Regions from separate parts of the Homo sapiens genome. Here region 2 is linked to region 1. Evidence: read pairs that join two places in POLR2A ChIA-PET (ENCODE). Cell type or tissue: Panc1. All regions are shown on one strand. Each heading gives the region's core, and the rest is flanking DNA. Links, peaks and the distances in the headings are about the cores only. Region 1 overlaps PLEKHA1 (pleckstrin homology domain containing A1). Region 2 overlaps HTRA1 (HtrA serine peptidase 1).

Region 1 (10,329 bases), core at 1,446-9,445:
AGGTAAGGTCAATTAAAATGAACACACACCAACATCTGAGGCATTGACAAAAATCACTTTTGAAATTCAGTTTGTGAAGAGTGGTTACTAAATGTAACTATTTATTCACTGTGATGGGGACAACAGAGAGCTACTCACCTCAGCTGAATAATTTACTTACTTTTTCCCTAAAAAAACCCCAGGTGAGCCAAAAAAAATAGTTATCCAAATTTTAATTTCCTCACAAATCAAGATAATCTATCCTTTAGATTATTTTAGAATATTTTTAAATTCACAAAACAACAAAAGTTAAAATTTAGTGACCACTTGCTACATGCTAGGCTCTGTACAAGGTTCTTTTCCATATGTTAACTCTTTTAATCTTCTAAACAATCCTAGGAGTAGGCATAATCATCCCCAGCAGATAAGGAACTTAATACACAGGGGAAGTGATTTTCCAAAATTCCAAAACTAGTAGGCCAAGAGTCAAAGCCTGAATCCAGATTACCGCACTCTAGATCTCCTATCTTATGCTCTACACCATCCTCTCTAAAAAACCCTTGAATTGTTAAAACTAAAGTGAATCAAAATAAACTAGTTAATGTACTGGAAAGAGAGATAAGCAGGTATGATGTGCCTCCTGATGGAAGACACAAACATCACCTATCATGTGAACATAAAGCAACAAGAAAAAATGTTTTTTAGATCCCCTCTATATCCAAATACCAACCTACAGGAGATGCAGAACACAGAGGAACATGCTAAACTGCACCAAAGGAATTCAATCAGCAAGAGCCAGACTATAAGAAACAAAGGAAAAAAAAAAGTTTCTTTAGCAAGTAAATTATTACAAGAAAAAAAAGAAAAAGAGAGACATTATAGATTAAAATAGACTTAAAAGGTGTATCATATTCTGGTCCTAAAGTACTGCAACTTTTATTGTACTGATTAAAGTTAAAAAACCATTAGGTGCCAAGAACTGTTTCTCTAGAGACTACAGACATGTGATTCCTTCTTGATGTGATGCTTAGCCCAAATCTGCACCAGACAGCTGTTACTATTCTGGTACTTCTATAGCTGGCACCATCACATCTTTTGGCAGGATGAATTTACATAACTATTTATTTAGAGGCTCAAGGTAAATTTAACTTACAGTGAAAATTCAATTACAATGCACACTGATATACTATGTATCTGCATCACTATTCCATATGCAGTCAGAGAAATGATAAAATACACCAAAAAGTTTTAAATAAAACCATCCAATAAGTTTGTGTGTTGTTGCTGTTATTGTTCTTATAAATCTGATACTTTAAAGGAAATAATTTCTTTAATAAATTTACCATGTTTGTAAAAAAAAAAAAGTTTACAATGTAATCAAAGCTTGAAAAATCAATACTCTATACTACCATATACCACAGGTAAAAGCTATCAACTTGCCATGAGAATAGACATAGATCAGTGGAAAAGAATTAAGAGCACAGAAATAAACCTATACATCTATAGTCAACTGATTTCAACCTATACATCTATAGTCAACTGATTTCAACAAGGGTGCTAATACCATTCAATGTGGGGGAAAAAAGCCTCTTCAACAACTGGTGCTGGTACAACTGGATATCCACATAGAATGAAGCTGGACCCCCTACCTCACACCATTTATAAAAATTAACTCAAAATGGATTAACAATTTAAGAGCTAAAACCAGAAAACTTTCAGAAGAAAATATAGGGTAAATCTTACTTTGGAATTGGCAATGAATTCTTAGATATAATACCAAAAGCATGAGCAACAACAAAAATTATATTGGACTTCATCAAATTTTAAAACTTTTTTTGCATCAAACAACTTCAAGAAAGTCAAAAGAAAATCTATAGAAGGAAAGAAAATATTTGCAAACTATATATCTGACAAGGATCTAGTATCCAGAATACATAAGTAACTTTCAGAACTCAAAAACTTTAGTCCAAGTTTAAAATGGGCAAATGACTTGAAGAGACATTTATCCAAAGAAGATAAACAAATGGTCAACGAGAACTTTGATACTCAATATCATCAGTCATTAGGGAAATCCAAATAAAAACCACAATGAGATAAAACTTCACCCCCACTAGGATGGCTATAATTAAAAGAGAGGAAAATAACAAGTGTTGGCAAGGACATGGAGAAACTGGAACCCTCCTACGTTGCTGGTGGGAATGTAAAATGGTACAACAGCTGTGTAAAACAATTTGGCAGCTCTTCAAGAGTTAAACATAGAATTACCATATGATCCAGCCATTCTACTCCTAGGTACACACACACCTCGTTTTACTGTGCTTCATTTTATTGCACTTCACAGATATTGGAGTTTTTACAAATTGAAGGTTTGTGGCAACCCTGCAGCCTCAAACTACTGGGCTCAAGAAATCCTCCTGTCTCAGCCTCCCAAATAGGTGGGAGAACTACATGCATGTACCACCATGCCCAGCTAACTTTTTTATTTTTTGTAAAGACAGGATCTCACTATGCTGCCCAGGCTAGTCTTGAGCTCCTGGCCTCAAGCAATCCTCTTGCCTCGGCCTCTCAAAGTGCTGGGATTACAGGCATGAGCCACCATGCCCAGCCAAGTGTCTCGCTTTAAACCAAAAGCCAGAAATGTCTAAGCTTAGTAAGTGAAGCATGTCAAAAGCTGAGACAGACCAAAAATGAGGTTTCTTGCACCAAACAGCCAAGTTATGAATGCAAAGGTAAAGTTCCTGAAGGAAATTAAAAGTGCTACTTCAGTGAACACAAGAATGGTAAGTGAAACAGCTTTATTGCTGATATGAAGAAAGCTTTACTGGTCTCGACAGAACATCAAATTAGCTACAGTATTCCCCTTAAGTCAAAGCCTAACCTAAAGAAAGGCTTTCTTCAGTTATTTGAAGGCTGAGAGAGGTGAGAAGCTACAGGAAGAAAGCTGGAAGCCAGCAGAGGTTGTTGGTTCATGACTTTTAAAGAAAGAAGCCATCTCTATAACATAAAAGTGCAAGGTGAAGCAGCAAGTGCTGATATAGAAGCTTCCACAAGTTATCCAGGAAGATCTAGCTGACATCAAGGAGGTGGGTACAGTAAAGAGATTTTGAATGTATGTGAAAGTCTTCTATTGGAAGATGCCATCTAGGACTTTCACAGTTCTAGAGAAGTCAATGCCTGATTCAAAGCTTCAAAGGACAAGCTGACTCTTGTTAGGGGCTAATGTAGCTGCTGACTTTAAGTTGAAGTCACTGCTCACTTACCATTCCGAAAAAAATCCTAGAGCCCTCAAGAATTATGCAAAGTCTACTCTGCCTGTACTCTAAAAATGGAATAACAAAATCTGGATGACAGCACACCTGTTTACAGCATGTTTTACTGAAAAAAAAATTTTTTTTTTGAGATGGAGTCTTGCTGTCACCCAGGCTAGAGTGGTGGCGCAATCTTGGCTCACTGCAACCTCCACCTCCCAGGTTCAAGCAATTCTCCTGCCTCAGCCTGCCTCAGCCTCCCAAGTAACTGGGATTACAGGCACATGCCATCATGCCTGACTAATTTTTGTATTTTTAGTAGAAACAGGGTTTCACCACATTGGCCGGGCTGCTCTCAAACTCCTGACCTCAGGTGATCCGCTTGCCTTGGCCTCCCAAAGTGTTGGAATTACAGGTGTTAGCCACCACGCCCAGCCACTGAATATTTTAAGCCCACTATTGAGACTTACTCCTCAGAAGATTCCTTTCCAAATATCACTGCTCACTGACAATGCACGTGGTCACCCAAGAGCTCTGATGAAAATGTGCAAGGTGATTATGTTGTTTCCACACCTGTTAACACAACATCCATTCTGCAGCTCATGCATCAAAGAGTAATTTCAACTTTCAAGAAACACATTTTGTGATATTGAAATATATATTTGTGATTTGAAATATAGCTGCCATAGACAGTGATTCCTCTGATAGATCTGGGCAAAGTAAATTGAAAATTTTCTGGAGAGGATTCATCATTCTAGATGCTGTTCAGAACATTCATGATTCACAAGAGGAGGTCCAAATATCAACATTAACAAGGTTTTGAAAGAAGTTGATTCCAACTCTCGTGGATGACTTGGGAGGGTTCAAGACTTCAGTGGAGGAAGTAACTACAAATATGGCAGAAACAGCAAAAGGACTAGAATTAGAAGGGCCTGAAAATGTGACTAAATTACTATAATCTCATGCTAAAACTTGAACAGATGAGAAGTTGCTTCTATGGATGAGCAAACAAAAGTGGTTTCTTGAAATGCCACAGCCACCCCTACCTTCAGCAACCACTATCCTAATCAGTCAGCAGCCACCAACATTGAGTTAAAACTCTCCACTAGCAAAAAATTACAACTCATTTGAAGAGGCTGAGATGACTGTTAGCATTTTTAAGCAATAAAATATTTTTAAATTATAGTATATACATTTTTTACATATAATGCTATAGCATACTTAATAGGTTACAGTATAGTGTAAACATAGTTTTTATATGTACTGGGAAACCAAAAAATTAGTGTGATTCATTCTATTGCAACATTTATCTTATTGCCATGGACTGAAACTGAACCCACGTATCTCTGAGATTCAGATATTCAGAATTGAACACAGGTAGTCAAATAAACCCTTGTATATGAAATGTTCATAGCAGCACTACTCACAAATAGCCAAAAGGTGGAAACAACCCCAACAAATGAATGAAATGTGGTATATGCATACAATGGAATATTTTTCAGACATAAAAAGGAATGAAGTACTGATACATGCTACTACCTAGATAAACCTCAGAAACATGCTAAATGAAAAAAGCCACCAACAAAAAGGTACATGTTGTATGATTCTATTTATATGAAAGATCCTAAATAGATAAATCCAGAGCAACAAGGAATAGATTGGTGGTTGCCAGAGGCTGAAGAGAGTGGGAAATGCAGAAGAGCTGCTTAACAGGTGATGAAAATGTTTTGACAGTAGATATAGGTGATAGTTGCACAACACTGACACTGTGAAAGTATGAAATGTCATTGGGTTGTACGCACTAAAATGGGTAATCTCATGCTAATTTCACCTCGACTAAAAAAATAAAAGGATGCTGTAACGTTACTTACCAGGCAGTTTCTACAATGACTGGCCCCATACATTTATCTTACTTCTTAGTTTGAAAGAGTAGAGCAAATAAATTATCTACTTGAAAAAACTCAATGTCTTAGAATGCTCACTCTAGAAGTCAGCTGTCATGTAGGAAATCTGACTGCCTTCAGACTGCCCCGTTGTGTGAAAGCCAACTAGTCCCATGAAGAAGCTGTGCGGAGAGAGGTGACCAGCCCACACCCAGCTGTCCCAGTCATTCTAGCAGAGTGAGTGAAGAGGCTATCTTGACCATCCAGCCCAGTCAAGCCTTCAGATGACTCTCATTCCAGCTGCCATCTGACTGCAACTACAAGAGAGAGACCCCCAAGATGGAGCTGCCCAAATGAGCTCCTTCAACCCAGAGAACAGTGAAAAATAATGAACTGTTCTTTTATGCTACAGAAAAGCCCTCAGGTATATACCATATAAATACAATATACAGAGCATTCAAGGAATTTTATAAACAAATATATGTCAGAATTTTCATTGGTTTTTAGTGCTATAGATGAAATTATCACCTGAATAGCTATTTGAAAATTAAAATACACTTTTAAATAAAATATGGGTAAAAGAAGAAATCAAAAGGGAAATCAGAAAACATTCTTAACTAAATGAAAAATTTTAAAAGTCAAAATTTGTAGTATGCAGCTAAAGGTGATTTTGAAAGAAAATTTATAGTCTTAAGATATTTTTATTAGAAAAGGTCTAATATGAATGGCATAAACTCCACCCTAAAAAGCTAGAAAAAGGTAAAGTAAACCCAAAATAGAAAGGGAATAATAAATATCAGAAAAGAAACTAATAAAATTGAAAACAAACAATACAAATTAAAACCAAAAGCTGTTTCTTGAAAAGATCAAATTGATAAATCTATAGCTATGTGAACCAAGTGAAAGAGAGAAAGCAAATCACCAATATTAGGAAGTACACACTACACACCCTATAGACATTAAGTGGGTAATAAGAATTCATGCAAACAAATTTGACAATTTAGAAGTAAACAAATTCTTTGAAAAAACACAACTTTGAAAAAACTGACACAAGACAAAAAAGAAAATCTGAAGTACCTATTTCTACTAAAGCAAATGAATTCACTACTAAAACCCCAAAAAGAAAAGTCAAAGCCTAGAAATAGTTCATATGTGAATTCTACCAATCCCTTAAGGAAAAAAATAACACCGGTCTTTTAAAAATTCTTCTAGTAAACAGGAAGAGAGAACAGTTAATTTTCAACCAAGGTGCCAAGGCAATTTTGTAGAGAAAGGACAGTCTTTTCAACAAACAAGACTGGAATAATCGACTGTCTATGAGGAAAAAAACTAACTCAAATGGATCACTGACTCAATGTAAAATGTCAAAGCTTCCAGAACAAAATATAGGACAAAGTCTTCAGGACCTTAGGGGTAGACAAATATTTCTTAGATAAGACACAAAAAGCCTGAACCATATAATAGTTGATATATCTGAAACGTAATCAAACTTTAAAATTGCTCTTCAAAAGACACCATAAAGAAATGAAAAGACAAGCCATAAAAATGAAGAAAATATTCAATATATATGTATCCAGACAGCAAATGATACCCTAGAACAGGCAGGTAATTATTACAATTCAATAATAAGACAACCAAATACGAAAATGGTAAAAAAAAAAAACTTGGAACACACAAGCTGACTAAGAACATATAAAAATAGTAAATAAGCACACGAATAGATGCCTACTATAATTAGTCAGGAAAGTGAATGCAAATAAAAACCACAAGATACTATAACATACCTACTAAAATGTCTAAAACAAACAAAAAAAACCCTGACAACACTAAATGCTGTCAAAGATGTGAAATAAACGAACTATCATATATTGCTGGTGGAAATGCAAAATGACATAGCAACTTTGGAAAACAGTTTGGCAGTTTTTACAGTTAAACAGATCCTTAGCGAACAACCCGGCAATCCCACTCCTAGGTATTTATCCAAATGAATTGAAGGCTTATGTTCACACCAAATATTGGATACAAATGTTTATAGCAGTATTAGTCATAACTGGCAAAAAAACACGAACAACCCAAATGTCCTTCAACTGGTGTACGAATAAACAAAATGTGGTGCATCCAATACAATAAAATATTACTTGGCAAAATAAAGGAACAAACTATTGATACATGCGCAACTAATAAATGTCAAATGTATTTTGGTATGTGAAAGAAGCCAGACCAAAAAGGATATGGGACATAGAACAAATCAGTAGAGATGGAATACTGCTCTACCGTAAAAAGGAACTACTGACAGATGCAACAACATGAATAAATCTCAAAATCGTAATATTAAGTACAAAAAAGGCCAGAAATAGGCTGGGCACAGTGGCTCACGCCTATAATCCCAACACTTTGGGAGGCCAAAGCAGGCAGATCACCTGAGGTTGGGAGTTCAAGACCAGCCTGACCAACACGGAGAAGCCCCGTCTCTACTAAAAATTCAAAATTAGCCGGGCATGGTGGTGCATGCTCTAATCCCAGCTACTCAGGAGGCTGAGGCAGGAGAATTGCTTGAACCCGGGAGGCGGAGGTTGCAGTGGGCCTAGATCACGCCACTGCACTCCAGCCTGAGCAGCAAGAGCGAAACTCCGCCTCAAAAAAAAAAAAAAAAAAAAAAAGCCAGACACAAAAGGATACAGCCTTTGATAATAATTCTGCTTCCTAACATTTCAACTAGTGGTTTTAGTGTTATTTATTTATAGAAATAATTATATTTCTATAAAATTCTGAAAACTGCAAACCAATCTATAGGGATGGAATGCAGATCAGTAGTTGCTTGGAGCTGAGGGTGAAGGGAAGGACTGTAAGTGGCATGAGGATACTTCTCAGAGTTATGGAAATGTTCTGTATCTTAATGTGCTGCAGACATGGTCAAAACTCATCAAATTATACATTTTAAACAGATAGAGTTTATTGAATGTAACTTCAAAAGGTTAAAAATCCAGTACCAATTTAAAAAAAAATTCTTTTTTTGAGGTAGAGTCTCACTCTGTTGCCCAGACTGCAGTGCAGTCGCGTGATACTCGGCTCACTGCAACCTCCACCTCACAGGCTCAAGCAATTCTCATGCCTCAGCCTCCTGAGTAGCTAAGATTACAGGCACTGAGCCACTACCACCCGGCTAATTTCTGTATTTTCAGTAGAGACAGGGTTTCACCATGTTTGGCCAGGCTGGTCTCAAAGTCCTGACCACAAATGATCCACCTGCATTGGCCTCCCAAAGTGCTGGGATTACAGGTGTGAGCCACCACACCTGGAGCAGTAACAATTTTAAAAACTCATTTATAAATGACTACAAGTCATTTTTTTTTTTTTTTTTTTGAGACAGAGTCTCGCTCTGTCACCCAGGCTGGAGTGCAGTGGCACGATCTCGGCGCACTGCAGGCTCTGCCCCCTGGGGTTCACACCATTCTCCTGCCTCAGCCTCCCGAGCAGCTGGGACTACAGGCGCCCACCACCTCACCCGGCTAATTTTTTGTATTTTTAGTAGAGACGGGGTTTCACCGTGTTAGCCAGGATGGTCTCAATCTCCTGACCACGTGATCCGCCCATCTCGGCCTCCCAAAGTGCTGGGATTACAGGCGTGAGCCACCGCGCCCAGCCAAATAAAGTTTTTTAAAAGCTTTCCATGGCAAAAACCTGATAAGCAAAGTCAAAGCCAGTAGAAAATATTTGCAACTTATATCATAAACAAAGGGCTAATCTCCCTAGCATTTAAAGAGCTTGCAAAAAATGTTAAGGGAAATATATCAAACGTTCAATAGAAAAATGAGTAAAAGACATGAACATTGTACCAAGAGAGATATAAAAATGGCCTTTAAATATATGATGAGATATTCAGTATCACTCATAACAGGACAAATACAAAAAAACCATACCGAGATGTAGCCATTGCCAATGACATCCCAAGAACAGAACAACACGAGAGACTACCACAGGGATTCAAATATCAAAATCTATACAGTAAGAAATGGCTCAGGAAAGATAACTGGTTTCTTTAAAATTAAATTCAAAAGCAGGAGAAGAAAAGGAACTAGAGGAGAAACCTATGAATTAAAAAAGACTTTAGATATCTGGACCAATCACGACATGTGGATTTTATTTAAATCCTGTTTCTTTAAAAATAAAAACAAAAACAAACAAAAAAACACTGACATACTTAAAATCGGAAATTTGAATATTGTCTGATGATATTAAGAAAACAGACACATTATTTTTGGTGTGATAACGGCATTGTGATTGTTACCAAAAAAAGGAGGAGTCCTTTTCATTTAGAGATATTTACTGATATAAAATAAATGTTATTTATCTGGGGCCAGGCATGATGGCTCACAATTGTAATCCCAGCACTTTGGGAGGCTGAGGCAGGAGGATTGTGTGAGCTCAGCAATTCAAGCCTACAAAATGACAAGACATTATCTCTGCCAAAAAAAAAAAAAAAAATTAGCCAGGCATGGTGGTGTGTGCCTGTAGTCCCAGCTACTTGGGAAGCTGAGGTGGGATAATCGCTTCAGCCCAGGAGATTGAGTCTGCAGTAAGCTATGATTGTGCCACTGTACTCCAGCCTGGGCAATAGAGCAAGACCCATTCTAAAAAAAAAAAAGAAAAAAAAAAAACAGAAAGAAAGAAAAGAAAAAAGCAAGAAAGAAAAGAAAAAAATGTTATCTGGGATTTGTTTCAAAATAATTTTTAGAGAAGGGAATAAACGGAGGCACTGGTGGCAGGGTTGGTAGTTGCTGGGGCTAAATGATGGTGTTCATGGGATTGGTTACACTATTCTATTTTTGTGGATGTTCACAAATCTCCATAATAGAAAAGTTTTTTAAATCTATACTATACAGATATACCATTTCTCATCTATTAGACTGGCAAAAATTCAAAAGTTTGACAACACACTATACTGATGAGGCTGTAAGAAAACAGAAACTCTTACATTGCTGGCAAGAAGGCAAAATGGTAAAACCCTACTGGGTGAATCTGGTACTATTTAACAAAATCATATATGCTTTTATCCTATGATCCAGCATTCCTACTTGGTACTGTAATGTGAAACATTTTAGGTATAACAAGACTTCCAGACCATTATAATGTACATTATTGGATAATGTAAATATGTTGATATGATTATATTTAAAATAAAAGAAAACATTTATTTGTTATTAGGAACCAAGACTTTC
Region 2 (10,329 bases), core at 1,552-9,551, 90 kb before region 1:
TTTGTAGAAATTCACAAACTATTTCAAAAATATATGTGGAGAGCACAGAGCCTAGACAATCCAGAGTAATTCTCCAAAATAAAAAACTGAATGACTTATACAGTGCTACATGATTTCATTTTTAAGCAGAAAAACTGAGTAACTAAGATTTGTAAAATGGTAAGTTACAACAATTTATAGAGATGGATCTTTCCACTTACCTAGTAAATATTTCTCATTACTGATTTTTAACACAACAAATGGCCCATTAAGAGCAGCCAACATTTCCTGTAACTTTATAGTTTAAAAATTGCCAAGATTCAATCCCAAGACAATAAATGATTCGTCTTTCCTCTTTATAAACTACTAGTCAAGCACACAACTTCATAAATGTTGCTTCCTTGAAGCACATCATCCCTGGAGTTTTACACATAATACTTCTTAATTACTTTCAACAACTTCTTTCAAGGTGGAAGAAAACAGACGTAGGCAGTGTAGATAAGCTTCAGTCATTATTCTCCAATATGTCATGTTACTGAAAAGAGCAAGGCATTAAGTGTTTGACATTCATTATCACACTGAACAAAATTTGTTGCAGTAAAAATGAAAATCACAGTATGGGGAGTATGAATTAAAGGATAGGCTTTTATCTGTGTTTCTCTCAAAAGAATAAGCACAAAATGAATATGTGCTTTTTTTTTTTTTTTTTTTTTTTTGAGACAGAGTCTTGCTCTGTAGCCCAGGCTGGAGTGCAGTGGTGCAATCTTGGTTCACTGCAACCTCTGCCTCCTGGGTTCAAGTGATTCTCCTGCCTCAGCCTCCTGAGTAGCTGGGATTACAGGCACATGCCACCACACCCAGCTATTTTTTGTATTTTTAGTAGAGATGGGGTTTCACCATGTTGGTCAGGCTGGTCTCAAACTTCCAACCTTGTGATCTGCCTGCCTCAGCCACCCAAAGTGCTGGGACTACAGGTGTGAGCCACCGCACCTGGCCGAATATGTGCTTTAAATACATCAAAATGTATGCTTCTTTCATCTTTAAGGCAAAAATGCCAGGTAAAGATTAGATCTGAGGCAGGAAGAAGCCAAAATCATATCCTTATGGTCCTAATCCCATGGTTCCCATAGTGTGCCCCAAGGGACCCCAGAGTGCCACAGAAAATTCATCGATATTTCAGGTTTTCTAGGGAAATACAGTGATACTTGATCACTGTTAGACACCTTGTAAACTAGCTCTAGATTGATCATAGTTTTGAAATCAGATCACACTACATCCCTTTTCATGATTCCATATGAAGTTGGATTTCTGGCAGTCACTGTGATAAAAAGCATGTACCACACAAAAATCAGAGTTGAACTGGAAATGGGCATGGTGGTGTCCAATCTGACTCCAAGATTTGAAAGGTCATGTGACACCCAACAGGTGCACATATCCCATTCATAAGTAATCATGCTTATTGAATAATGAAATTAAAATGTCTTTTTTTAATGACCACTGTGTTATAGGGACACAAATACTTATCAAATTGTTTGGCCTCCACTAATTGATAAATGGAACTGTTGGGTATTTTTTGGCCTTACTGGGGACCATGAAAAAATGACTGCACTACTGTATTAGTCCATTTTCACACTGCTGATAAAGACATACCTGAGACTGGGTGATTTACAAAAGAAGGAGGTTTTATTGGACTTCCAGTTCCACGTGGCTGGGGAAGCCTCACAATCATGGTGGGAGGCAAGGAGGAGCATGTCATGTCTTACATGGATGGCAGCAGTCAGAGAGAGAGCTTGTGCAGGGAAACTCCCCTTTATAAAGCCAACAGATCTTGGGAGACTTATTCACTATCATGAGAACAGTGCGGGAAAGATCTGCCCCCATGATTCAATTACCACCAACCGGGTCCCTCCCACAACATGTGGGAATTCAAGATGAGATTTGGGTGAGGACACAACCAAACCGTATCAACTACTAAAGGTGCCACCAATCATGACAGTTTGGGAACCTCTGCCTGATGCTCTTGGGCTCTCTGCAGTGGTTGGGCCTGAATCCCTGCATAGGCACAAGGAGCAGAGGTGGATAGACAGCAAACATCCACAAAGCTTCAGCGTGGAGCCCTCCATCTGCCCTGTGAGGGGCCCTAGCAAAGTGCTATCATCACAGCTTGTAGAGAGTATACAGAAATGAAAGAGTGAAGCTGCAGCTGGTTGGGGCCACGGTCTCTTGCCCTCTGTCACACATCTATCCCATCAGGGTGGCTGCCAGCATTTGGGGGAAGAGGCTAAGGGAAAAGTAAAACTGGATAATCATTTTGTTCAGGTTAAATGAGATATATTTGTGGCTTTGAAGTCCCTTCTGTGTCTAGTTAAATTGCTATATCTATCCTGCTATATGTGTGGTCTCCAGGGACACCCTATGGCAGGGGAAACTGCTGGTTCCCCTGGTGCAGGCCAGAGGTTGGACAGAAGACAGTGAGTGTGTGGGTAGCAGAAAAATATTGAATTGATCATAATAATAATCCAAAAACAATAAAAGTAATAATAAATTATTCTATTTTCTCTGTAGGAAATATTACAAAAGCATTGTCACATGAAAAGGTGAGCAAAGAGTTCACAGCCAAAAAATAGAGGAGGAGAGAGGGGCATTTTCAAGATGACGGAGTGTTCAGCAGTTAGCTTTTTTTAATCTTATTTTTCTGATTTTGTGATGTTTGCAGTATTTGTCTATTTTCTGAAGTTTGTCATTTTGGGCATTTTCTTTTTTCAATCTATATCAATAATAGTTTCATACCTAATGTTATATTCATAATTTTGAGGGGTGTTTTTCTTGAAGAGGGTATACTGAATTGTACAAGTTTCAGATTCCATAAAACCTGGACCTGCCAGTGGGAGAAGGTGCCAATTCCTGCTCAGGTGGCAGGTCCCACTGTCCCTTGTCCTCCCACCACCTCCCTCCAGAGCACAGGGCTGGCTCCCAGCATGAGGGGCACTCACGCCACGCCAGCAGGACACCAGAGCTATGCCTATAGGACATGCTGCCTCGGCCAGACAACTAGCAGGGACCCTCAATCACCAACACTCCATGGCCAGCATGGGGGCTTCACTTTAGGGGACCAAGGCAGCTTTCCCTGGCATTCCCATTAGACTCCCAGGCCAGCTCTCTCCCCACACTGGCCAGCAACTAACCCAGGTGTGCCAACCCCCTTCATTGCCCCTGCAGGACCCTGGGGCACTGCCCCTGTTCTTGGCTCTGTCCCTTGTCCCTTCTCCCTGCAGAGCTTCCTGCCCTCGCCCGCCCTGATGTGGCAACTGGGGTTCACAAACGCAGAGCATCTGGGATGGGTAGGAACACCAAGTTGTACTCCAACCCACACACGTTCCCCGTGGGGCCAGCCACACTAAGAAAGGTCACACCTTTCGGCTCTAAGTTAATGCCTCCATGCCCACTTCTGCCCCGTACAGCTGTGTGACTTCAGATCATGAATGTCCCTGCTTCAGCCTCAGTCTCCCTTTCTGTAACACGGAGCTAATATCACCTACTCCAAAGGGCTTGGGAGTCCTAGGTGAGATTGCACATAAAGCACTAAATATCATGCCCCATCTTCAAGGCCAAGGTCACCTGCGTTTCCGTCTCCCAGCTCTCAGCCCAGAGCTGGGTCCCCACGTCCCTCCCAGGTGCATTTCAACACCTCCAAGTGGCTCTTCTCAAGCTTCTGAAGCTTCCAAGAATCCCACTCTACGCTAATTCAGGCAGGCCTCACCTCTGTCTTCAGTGTCTCCCCCTAACTGATAATGCCACTTTGGGGCACATAAACTTCCTGCAGGATCCCCGCAGCCATCGCCATCTCCTCGGGCCCACGATCCCCTCTCATTCACCATGTGGCACTGATTCCTCCACTCTCCCCACGACTCCTTAATGCACAACTCCCACCCTGCAGACCTCTCCCCACACCTCCAAAGTGCTCCACCCCATCCCCCTGCATTCATGTCTCTTTTCCTTCCGGCCTGGATGATCTCATTCTCCTCGCCTCCAGCTAGTCAAATCCCACCCAACCTTCAATGTTAGCAATAAAATAATATTATCAATAAGAATAATAGGATCTATTTATTGTAGAGCATCTACTATATGTCAAGCCCAATAATAGGCACAAATATTACCTTTAATTACTCCTGCAAGCCTGCAAGCCTGCAGGGTGCATCTCATCACCAGTCTACAGAAAGATGAAAAAAACAAGGATCAGAGAATTAAATCATGTTGCCCTAAGCCTCAGAGCTGGCGAGTGGCAAAAGCAAGAGCCTAACCCCATCTGTCTGGCTCCCAGGCTAGCCTCCCTCCTTGGTCCCCACCTTCTCAGCCAGCCTCCAGCCCCCCGCAGCCCACACCATTGTGGGAACATGCTTCACACTCGGTGAGATCAGGGCCAGGATGCAGGATTAACAATCTAACCTTCCCTTCCAGCCAGAACAATCCCCGCTTCCAATTTCTCAGCTGAGTTGATACGTAGAGCTAATTTGGAAAACAGAACGCAGTGTATTCGAGGGAAAAGAAATGAATCCTCCTTTATTCACAGGAAACAGCATGTTCCCAAAATTCAAATCAGTTGCAAGAGCAGATTGATCCAATCAATGGCATTTTAATGCACTGTCCTAGATTCAAGACTAGCTACATAATATGCAGTACCCAGTACAAAATGAGTATGTGGGGCCCTTTGTTCAAAAATTATTAAGAATCTCAAGAGAGCAACAGCAGAGCATTAAAACAGGCACAGCACCCTTCTGAACACGGGGCAAGGTGTGACTGCACAGGTCCATGCCCATGGGGCCAGCTGTGCCTGCATTTCAAATTCATTTGATTTAATACCCCAAATCCAGATTTAGCACAGAAAAGCATCTCAGGAGCTGCTCAGGTGCCACTGGAGATGCTGCCTTAATCTGGTCAAACTCAGCCGGGCGAGTGGCTCAAGCCTGTAATCCCAGCACTTTGGGAGGCCAAGGCAGGCAGATCATGAGGTCAGGAAATCGAGACCATCCTGGCTAACACGGTGAAACCCTGTCTCTACTAAAAATACAAAAAATTAGCCAGGCGTGGTGGCAGGCGCCTGTAGTCCCAGCTACTCGGGAGGCTGAGGCAGGAGAATGGCGTGAACCCAGGAGGTGGAGCTTGCAGTGAGCCGAGATCGCACCACTGCACTCCAGCCTGGGCAACAGAGTGAGAGTCCGTCTCAAAAAAAAAAAAAAAAAATCTGTCAAACTCAGGAGCCCAGGAGCAGTCTGCGGGGGCTGATACAGTCCCCCACCTGCAGGGAGGCAAGGTACCCATCCTCTCTGCAATGCCAGAACAGTGCATACTCCAGCCAAGGCAAGCTGTGCAGCCCAGGCAAGCCCCTCATGCTGACGCTTCCTCACATTTACATTCTAATGTCTCTTCCAGTTTGCAAATCACTTGTGATTCTTCACCTGATTTCTTCCACTTTAAATACCAGCAAAGGTATTCCTACTTTAAAGATTACAAATAAGAATACAACCCAGTACCAACTATGGCCAGGATTCAGGGTTAAGGATGAGATGTGAAGACAGAAACTCAGCCAAAAATATGGCTGGATTGGGCCAGTGTCTGCTCACCAGGATGGAGGCCGGGATGAGCTAAGAAACTGGGCAGGTCTGTCAGCGGCAGCTTATCCGCCTCCCCTGTCCCAGCCTCCCTTCCTTCTGCCATGTGGGGTCTGGGCATAAATGACAAGAAAATAAAAGTTCTTTCAAAGGCAGGAGCATAAAATGCATCATGCAGAGGTTGGAAATTAAGGCCAATGGATAGCATGTCCCATCCTCACTTGAAGGGCCAGGCAGCAACCTCTCGACCATGAAAGGACAAGGAGAAGTAACCGTGCAGGAGACAGCCTGCTGGGCCCCCACAGCTATGTGCTCAAAGTCCTGCTCTAAAGCCTGAGACATTTCTCCTGGTCGCCTGCAGACACACTGCCGCTCTCTCTGGCAGGGCTGCTAGACACCAGTCAGAAACTGTAAATAAAGAAGGCCAGCACAGCAGGCCTCCAGTGCAGTGTCAGGAGAACTTGGAATAATCTTTGGGAATGGCTCAGTGAAGTCTGGGACACACTCCTCAGCTGCCATCAGTACTTTCCCAGTCCAGCAACCCAGCAGGAGTGAGGTCCAGCCTCGGGGCCCCATCCTCCAGGTGCCAGCAGCTTTTGGGAGGTCCAGAATCCAGTGACACCCAGAATTTCCTGGGGTGTATGTGGGAGGTACATACTGGAGGCCTCATCTTCATCTTTAGCCGTCTGAGGGGCTCATCTTATATTTCTTTGGCATCCCCTTCAGCCCCGAGCATGGCTAAATTAAAAGTAACTACAGGCCGGGCATGGTGGCTCACACCTGTAATCCCAGCGCTTTGGGAGGCCAAGGTGGGCAGATCATGAGGTCAGGAGATCGAGACCGTCCTGGCTAACACAGTGAAACCCAGTCTCTACTAAAAATACAAAAAATTAGCCAGGCATGGTGGCAGGCACCTGTGGTCCCAGCTACTCGGGAGGCTGAGGCAGGAGAATGGCGTGAACCTGGAAGGCGGAGCTTGCAGTGAGCCAAGATTGCGCCAGTGCACTCCAGCCTGGGTGACAAAGTGAAACTCCATCTCAAAAAAAAAAAAAAAAAAAAAGTAACTATAAAGAGGCTACTTGCTGAATAAATAAATCCAGACCCAAATCCAGATGGGACTCCCAGGAGGAGAAGACACACCGGGAAATTTATCGGCAGGTGCCCAAGGCCACTCTCATCCACTTGGTTCCACTCACAGCTCAGCACCTTCACAGAGAGGCGGGGGAGAGCGAATGCAGTCAGGGCTGGATGCAAGCGCAACCATCCCTCTAGCGCTCCCCTTACTACCCAGTCTCTCACTGTCCCAGCGGAAGGCCCCCCCACCTGCATTTCTGATGGGGCAGGGGTGCAATAGCAGAGACAAAGCAGAGAGAATGCAAGGGCTGCAGGCCCAGGACAACTGGGACCGAGTGCCTGCAAACGGCCAGTCGCTGGGTGGCAGGAAGAGAGGACCTGGAATATTGATCTTTACACTAAATGCAGGGTCCCCGCCACTGAACTTTACCTGTCAGGACTGGAATGTGGGCTCCACCCCTCTGGACGAGCCACAGGCACCTGAGGGCAAGTTGGATGCCTGCAGCAGGTGTGAGTAGGCCTGTCCAGACAGGACCCAGATGGAGGCAGGTGGTTAACTAACCTGATGCTGTGCAGCTGGGGAGAGGGGCTGGTCCACATTCGGGAGGCCAAGGATGACTCTTCCCTAAGAAAAGCTCCCTTTGTGAGGTTTCTCGCTGAATTTGAGAATGATCATGAGAAGCACAACGGGAGCAGGCAGAGGAGTGGGGAAAGACAGCACGTAGGCTGCATTTAACTGAGCCGTGAACTGCAGAGAAACACAGAGCGCTTCCTCCTCCTCCAGGGAACTTGGACTATGTTCTCTCTGAGGGTCAGGAGAGAAATCAGTTTTAAAAGGTTCCTAATGGCCAGTGAGGCATGAAGCGAAAGGGGAGGGGGCCTCCTGTCTGCAAGAGGGGTTGCCTGAGGAAAAGAAAAAGAAGCATATATGACCCAGTGAATGCAGCAAAGCTGCCCCACAACACTCATTTCTTTCCCAGGTTTTCAGTTTGAGTGGCTGCATGCTGTCTGGCCCGCTCCATTAAATTCCAAGGAAACTTGTCAGCCACGGCTCCAGCCCAGAGCCCGGCCCAGCACTGGTCTGGGGCATGGAGGCAGCAGAAACAGAAGCCAGACCTTGCACATTCCGGGAAACCAGACCCCCATTCTAATCGCTGCTGCTGGTACTGCACATTCCAGGGCGCCGGGGACATGGGCACAGAGGGGCCTGTGCGACTGGATTTCCTCGAATTCTGCAAAGAAAATGCACAGGAAGGACAATGGCATTGCTAAGTGGTGGCCCAGGCAGCCAGCTGAGGTCTAAAGGAAACCTGAAACCCTATGCACCATCAGGGCCGCTGTCTGCAAATCTAAGGAAAGACACGGCCAACGGCCCTCAGACCTACTCTTGTTAAAATACACTGAATTCACAAGCAGGAATTATTATTTGTTTAAAAAGGCTAAAATTTGAATGATGAATGACCACGCTCTGTCTTTTGCATAGAAACAAAGAAATGAAATTCAGGAGAGTTTCGTGTGGCCTCTTTCTTTCCTTTTAATGAATCAAGGAGGAAGAGGCGGGGGAGCCGGGAGCCTGGCCTCGACTTGCAGCACACATTGGCACTTCCAAGTGTTGGCAGCCCCTCTCTTTCCGGGACAGTCTCCCAGACGGCTCCAAGTGGGAAAAGCTCGCCGGACGCCAGACCTCAGGCTGCTCCCCCGTCCTGCATGTCCCGGGTGCCTTGAGCAGTAACTGTTGCAGGGGCTGGGCCAAGACTGCAGCAGATGGTGCCTGGAAAAGTCTGTGGCAGGTGAAGTGAAGGAGGAAGACTTACCCAAACAAGGCTAAGGCAGTCTCTCTCAAATAGAGTAGATTCGAAATGTGCTTTCGGGGGGCACCTGGCCAGCTGGCTGTGAACCCCTCACTGTGCTGTCAGTCACAAGCACAGCCTAGATCTGCATCTTTGGCTTTACTGGGAAAAGATGCCTCTTCCAGAACAACTATGTTGTTGTTTATGTTGTCTATGTTTAAAGGCGCCTGTCATTGAAAATCACTTTTCAGACTCACTGGCAAAGAAAAAAAAAATTGTGTTTTTCAGTCCTTGCTTGATCTATTGGGTTTGATCGGTGCTGTTACATTTGATAGTCTTTTCTGGCCTATTTTATGCATTAGGGAAAAGCTTCCAATCAATTCCACTGCACATTTTTTTTTTCAGATGCCTCCTGAATGCCCAACATGATGTGTCTATTATTATCTTCGGGGAAACAGCTGACTGCTCGGTTCACAAAAACCATTAACTTTGCTCTTGATAAGCGTCTGGCTCTGGTCCTGACCTTCGCAGATTTCTCAGCTGGGTTCGCTTCCTGCCCTGACTCCTCAACATAGGTTGTTATGTCTGGAGCTGCCGGGGCTGTTCAGTCTCCCTAGCCCTCCAGCCTCTGGCCACGGACTGGGAGGCAGTGCCCACCCGGGTTGAGTCTGCCCCCCTGGTGCAGGAGGAGGGCCTGAGGCTGCAGAGAGGCAGAAGAGACGTGAGGGAGGGAGGTGATGGTGAACGAGCCCCTGTATCAAGGAAGAAGCCAGTTCTTCCAAGCAGTACCCAGCCCCCATGCGAGGGGAACTTGTGAAACAGAGACAGACGCCAGAAGGAAGCTTTGGCTCAAATAAGAAATGAAGAGTGGTCCCGGACCCAAAACAAGCCACTTCCCCTTCCTGGGCCTCAGTTACCTCAGTGGTAAGATGAGGGGGTAGGCTAGACGGTTTCCGACATCCTTTCCAGCTCCAAAAAAGTTCTATGATCTAATAAATCTGAAAAGTGCATTTCCTCATGTTTTCCTTTCAGTGCGTAATCCCCATCCATATAGAATATTCTTGGTTTTAATGCTGGCTTCCTGAGTCAGGTGCTACAGTTTCTTCCAGTGGAAACAGTATCACCTCTGCAGTTTAGACTTTCGCAGTGACTTTCCAGGCTGAAATTAGGATTCCCCATCAGGGAGGGGAGATAAAATAGACGTCTGGTCTCCCTGTATCCCTTAAAAGGCATATTTTTAATCATAAAATGGAATGAAATAATGATCCATGCTACAATGTGGACAACCTTGAAAACATTATGCTAAGAGACAGAAGCCCGTTACGTATTCTTTGATTCCATTTATATGAAATGTCCAGAATAAGCAAATTCATAGAAATAGAAAATGAACCGGTGGTTTCCTAGGGCTGGGCAGAGGAGAAGTATGGGGTGGCTACTAATGGATACGGGGTTTCTTTTTACGGTGATGAAAGTGTCCTGGAGCTGGTAGTGATACGTGCATGATTGTGAATATATAAGAACAGCAAATTGTACACTTTAAAGGGGTAAATTTTATAGTATGTAAATTATCTCTCAATAAAGCTGTTTTAAAAAGAAAAATAATCGTGTTCTTTCTTTTTACTTTTTTAATGTGACTACTAGAAAATAATTTTGTATATGCAGCTCCTGTTATACTTCTGCCTATGAGTACAAAACATTTGAATAAATATTTTCATCACTTTTCAAAACAGACCAAATCAGTCTGGCCTCCTCCCGCATCCTGGACAGAGCTGGCATCCGAGAGGCTCAGTGCAGCGAGCTCTGGGCTGGGCTTCCTGAGACCTGGGTTCTCTGTCGCCTCTTAGCTTGTGACCTCCAGCCTTCAGGTCACCTCACTG

Evidence for each region. ChIA-PET counts read pairs that join two places held together with the same protein. Peaks named below come from ENCODE experiments on the same cell type or tissue, not always from the same donor. Only the 100,000 strongest peaks of a DNase experiment are listed, where the experiment ranks them.
Region 2: POLR2A ChIA-PET joins it to region 1 with 13 read pairs; 2 of 35 experiments call an interaction of 5 or more read pairs at or near these places.

The regions. Positions count from the first base shown.
Region 1 is chr10:122,382,753-122,393,081 of GRCh38, reverse strand. All of the region lies in intron 1 of PLEKHA1 (pleckstrin homology domain containing A1), which reads right to left. Among named protein-coding and RNA genes, the nearest start is that of PLEKHA1, 13 kb to the right of the region's middle. In Panc1, for the core only: no CTCF peak of the experiment used is centred there; no DNase peak of the experiment used is centred there; H3K27ac peaks cover 410 bases.
Region 2 is chr10:122,473,284-122,483,612 of GRCh38, reverse strand. The region is part of intron 1 of HTRA1 (HtrA serine peptidase 1); the gene reads right to left. Among named protein-coding and RNA genes, the nearest start is that of HTRA1, 17 kb to the right of the region's middle. RefSeq lists enhancers at 6,767-7,492, 8,589-9,110, 9,111-9,634. In Panc1, for the core only: no CTCF peak of the experiment used is centred there; no DNase peak of the experiment used is centred there.